2 separate regions of the Homo sapiens genome follow, and region 1 is linked to region 2. A link is a loop called in an ENCODE intact Hi-C map of the cell type or tissue named here. Cell type or tissue: PC-3. All regions are shown on one strand.

Region 1 (2,500 bases), 71 kb after region 2:
ATTCTCAATTAGACATTGAGACACAGAGAAAGTAAATAACTTTCCCAGGGTCACAAAGATAGTTAATAAGCCCAACCAGGGTTATACCCTTTTTTTTTTTTTTTTTTTTTGAGATGGAGTCTTACTCTGTCGCCAGGCTGGAGTGCAGTGGTGCAATCTCGGCTCACTGCAATCTCCGCCTCCTGGGTTCAAGCGATTCCCCTGCCTCGGCCTCCCAAGTAGCTGGGACTACAAGCACACGCCACCACACCCGGCTAATTTTTTGTATTTTTAGTAGAGACAGGGTTTCACCATGTTTGCCAGGATGGTTTTGATCTCCCAACCTTCTGATTCACCCACCTCAGCCTCTGAAAGTGCTGGGATTACGGGTGTGAGCCACTGTACCCGGCCCTAACCAGGGTTATACTCTCATACCACCTATGGCCACCTTTACCAATTATATATTTGTTTATATTTTGTAAAATATCACTAATGCAGATACTAGCTAATTAGAAGTTATGCCATCTGTTGTGAGAGCTAATAGAAGTCAAAGCAATTAATATTAATTTTGTTTTATTTCATTAAAAAGTGATGGTTATCAGCCAGATGTAATGGCTCATGCCTGTATTCCCAGCACTTTGGGAGGCTGAGGCAGAAGGATTGCTTGAGGCTAGGAGTTTAAAACCAGCCTGGGCAACAAAGCAAGACCCTGTCTCTACAAAAAAAATAAAATAAAAATTTGCTGGGTGTGGTGGTGCATGCCTGTAATCCCAGCTACTGAGAAGCTGAGGCAGAAGGGTTGCTTGAGTCCGGGAGTTCGAGGCTGCAGTGAGCTATGATCGTGCCACTGCACTGAAGCCTGGGCAACAAAGTGAGACCCTGTCTCTAAAAAGAAAGAAGGAAGGGAGGAAGGAAGGAGAGACGGAGGGAGAGAAAGTTGTACAATACATTTCTTTTACTGGCTGATTAATGTTTTGAATAATTTATATTAATAAAAATACCACTTTAGAAGTGATAGAAGTGCAAATTTGCAAGTAATCACTTGCTATCTATTTTGTATGTTAGAATGGAGACTTATTCAAGTAATTGCATGAGTTTTTTTGCATTTTCCTCTGTCGGTACGGCTGACTGACCCTTAGCAAACTTTGTTCATACTGAGCATATTAGATGGTTCTGCCTTAGTCAATTCGCTGATGGTCTACTGGTAACACCAAATCCTGGCTTAGGTCTCTGGAGGATATTTGTAAAGCAGTGTTATACTTTTTGGCAATGATTCTAAAGTGAAGTAACACACAAAATTCTATTTCATGGGTCCTCAAGGAGGCACTGCTAAATTACATTACAAAGGCATTTGACTCATAATATGATTTCATTCAGTAAATCTATTGAAATTACTATTGAGAGAAGGGCTTAATTTCACTCCCTTTGTGATATTGATGGTCAGTAAAATGAAATCGAACTTGCTCACATTACATATGTACATTCAGTTTTCCTAGAACCTTGAAGCTTTTTGATTTTGTTTTCCTAAAGGTTTTCAAAAGGAGCCCATTTAGCATCTAATTGCTTGTGCCTTCCACATTGTTCTTACAGTCTAATGTCTTCTCAGTTTACAAAGCACTTTTAAAATTAAAGTGGTTAATAACTAGAATTACATTATTTCCTTCAACTAAGTGAACTAATGTCCTGAAACAACTTTTACTAATGTGCACTCAGTAACAAAGAACCAACTGTATACATGTTAATTTGAGGAGCTTTCAAATAATTGCCCTCAAAGTTGTTTTTTTTCCTCCTCTCTAGTGGTGCTGCAATTATCTTTTCAAAGGGATGATTTATTACATATACACACATGGAGCTCCAAAACAGCCTTGCTACTCTCAGCATTATGGAATTGTTATAATTTGCTTCATTTATCATAACAAACAATATAGTTATATGCTCTGATGGATCTAGAGCAGCATTTGTCATTTGATTATTATGCTATAAAGGTCTGATGTAGAACTAGAATTAAATGAAATAATACTAAGAGCTCCTACGTCCATGCTGCTTTTCTTTAATACTCAGTCCTTCCCTGAGTGGAAATACTGAGTACCCTCTTTTGTCCATATTTTGCCATAAGTGGGTTCTTAAAAAGTTAGATGTAAATCTAAGTTTCAAAAATAGAATTTGGTTCTGAAAGTACTTGGGGAATCAGTCTGTTGAGTGATTTTATTAAAAGCAAGTATCTCTTTTGACATACCAAAGTCACTTACCAGTTTCAGTTTACAAGGATAAAATCAACTTAGTATTATTTGCTACATTTTTGGCACGTACTGTGGGCAATACCACAGTACCTCAGTACGTGCTGAATGTAATTAAAAGACATCTACACTTTTATAATTCAGTGTATGTATATTCGTTTTTCATAGATCATCTCGAAGACTTTTTAAATGACTCAGTATTCCACAAACATTAATCGCTGGGGCACTCCTAGCTATAGACTGAAAGTATGTGTGATGAATGATGGGTAAGACATTGTTCCTGC
Region 2 (2,500 bases):
GTAGAGATGCTGAAAATCGTGTAAGTCAAACATCAAAGGTGTTTAGAACCTAGAGACTTGTTATTGTCTGTGATTATTTTAGATGTTTAGAATTGAAATGTGGCTAATGCACGGATGAGGATTAAGAGCTTTGAAGGCTGTAAGCAGTTAAGGAAGGAAAACCTCATTTCAGTGGCTCATTTACTGTCATTGGCATGTTTCTGAACAGTTGAAAGCTGATTTACCAAAGGATCCTGCGTGCAGGAGGAGTAAGCATTTTGTAGAAATCAGTAGGGAACTGTTTTGAGAAGTGAATGGGAAGCCCTTAGAGCTGAAAGTAGCTTGGAGAGCATCTCATTCATTCTTTTCATTTTATAGATCAGAAAATTGAGACCCAGACAGGGAGGTTATGACTTCAAGGTCATAGTTGGTGGCAACGCTCAGATGCAGACCCAGGCTTCTGACTCCCATTGCATTTCCAAGTGAGATGGTTTTTGCAAGATTTTTATATCCAGAACATTTTAAAATTGGCCATCTATAGGATGATGGTGCTGTACTGGAGATTTCTAATGCAGTTTGCATGTGTACGAGGAGCATCAGAGAGAGATCTTGCCCCAGCTGAAAAGCCAGTATCTTTTTCCCACTGACCTGTGCCCACCCAAATAAGGTGAGGATGAGAATCACTGGGTTACTGGGAAAAGCTGGAATGACCATAGTCAAGAGAAAATATAGGCCACATGCGGTGGTTCATGCCTGTAATCCCAGCACTTTGGGAAGCCAAGGCATGTGGATCATCTGAGGTCAGGAGTTTGAGACCAGCATGGCCAACATGGGGAAACCCTACTAAAAATACAAAAATTAGCCAGCCGTGGTGGCATGTGCCTATAATCCCAGCTACTTGGGAGGCTGAGGCAGGAGAGTTGCTTGAACCTGAGAGGCGGTGATTGCAGCAAGCCAAGATTGTGCCATTGCACTCCAGCCTGGGCAACAAGAGTGAAACTCTTGTCTCAAAAAAAAAACAAAAAAAAAAAAAAAAAGAGAGAGAGAGAGAATATATATGCATAAAACAGAGTATTCCTCAGTCATTTTGTAAACCTTTGTTCAACAAAAGAATGAATACATTGTGTTGTGTAAACTTCAGATAGAGATTGAGAGACTATCAAACCCAAATATCCAGGGATTAAGTAGTTACATAGAAGTAAGTAGTTACATAGAAGAAATATTCTATGTAACTGGGGCACTGACAGGCCCTCCCATCCCAGACACAGAAGGCTACTTACTGCCCACCGGAGCTTCTGCAGGGCCTGATAATGATGGACATCACAGTTCTGTGCCACTTTTTGGAATTAATCTAGAGAAAGAATTGAGACAGGGCATCCCAGATGAAGCCAAATAGGGGTGACTTATAGTTCCCTGGTTAATTCCTGGAGGGGGTCCTGAATAACAGGCTCTTGGATCATGCAAAGGAAGTAGAGTAATAAAGGACCTATGAGATTCATTGACATTGTGGTTGTCGAAGGAGGCACCTTCTAGCCAGAAAATGGAAGATTTCTTTCCAGTGATTCATATGTATTACCCAGAACACTTTGACTTCCTGGAATTTAAAATATAAACTCAAGTCTCTTGGCAATAACTTTTAAACACTGCAGATCACTGGCTTCTCCACTCCTCTCCCTTTTCCCCTAACCCCGATCCTTTAAATAGATAGCAGTATACGTACATGTTAGGTAGCTGTGATGACAAAAAAGTTCAAAATGATGCACAGAGTGTACCTTCTTTCTTTTCTGTGATACTGTTGACACATTCTCAGTCCAGCACAGTATAACCATGCAATAGGAAACACAGTTCTTTGGAGAGCTCAGTTAAGTGAGATGAAAATACCTATCGTGATTCTGTGTCTCATGGCCAGGCAGGATGCAATGACATGGGAATGCAGGGGGCCTAGGGTCTGCCTAATCTCAGCCCTGTATGTGCTTCTGTGAGTGAGGGAACAAAGTACCTGCCTAGCAAGCTGTGGCCTGGGTGGTGACAGCTACATTTTGCTTGCTTCCCTCTCCTAAGTGAGCAGTATACTTGCTGCTGTGGCTCCGCAACTCAAGGGCGTCCTATCACAAATAATGAAAAATATGGGTCCTTTCAGCATACAGATGACTTAGTGGTAATAGTCCCTTCGAACCTTGAGTGCTTGCTTATAAAGTCAAGGCCCAGCCAATCCAGCAGCCACTTCACTGAGCTCTGGAGTTTGAGTTATCAAAAAGCTGTCACCTCTTACACTTCCTGTCTAGCACCTTTTAAAGGTAACATCACTGCCTCCACTTCCAAAAAAGAATTTCTGTTCTCCATCTCTTCTATTTCTTATTCTTTGTGTCCAATTCATTCAACTCTTAAAATAATACTTTCAAATAATATCCAGAAAGTCTGGTGATTGTGCTTCTAACCCCCACCCTCCCCAAACCTAGTGAAGCTGCTTATTTCTCTGCCTCTTGGATCTATGGGTGGTCCCATTTAGGCTTCTTTAGTT

What was found. A loop is a pair of places that touch in the nucleus more often than their neighbours do. Peaks named below come from ENCODE experiments on the same cell type or tissue, not always from the same donor. Only the 100,000 strongest peaks of a DNase experiment are listed, where the experiment ranks them.
Region 1: it touches region 2 in a loop (3-fold over the local background); 9 of 110 quality-filtered maps call a loop at or near these places.

What each region holds. Positions count from the first base shown.
Region 1 is chr2:33,228,609-33,231,108 of GRCh38, forward strand. The region is part of intron 9 of LTBP1 (latent transforming growth factor beta binding protein 1); the gene reads left to right. Among named protein-coding and RNA genes, the nearest start is that of MIR4430, 190 kb to the right of the region's middle. In PC-3, CTCF peaks have their summits at 1,300 (motif pointing right) and 1,502; a DNase peak (open chromatin) is centred at 2,473; H3K4me3 peaks cover 677 bases; H3K27ac peaks cover 2,500 bases.
Region 2 is chr2:33,157,150-33,159,649 of GRCh38, forward strand. All of the region lies in intron 5 of LTBP1 (latent transforming growth factor beta binding protein 1), which reads left to right. Among named protein-coding and RNA genes, the nearest start is that of LTBP1, 210 kb to the left of the region's middle. In PC-3, no CTCF peak of the experiment used is centred here; a DNase peak (open chromatin) is centred at 1,492; H3K4me3 peaks cover 504 bases; H3K27ac peaks cover 2,156 bases.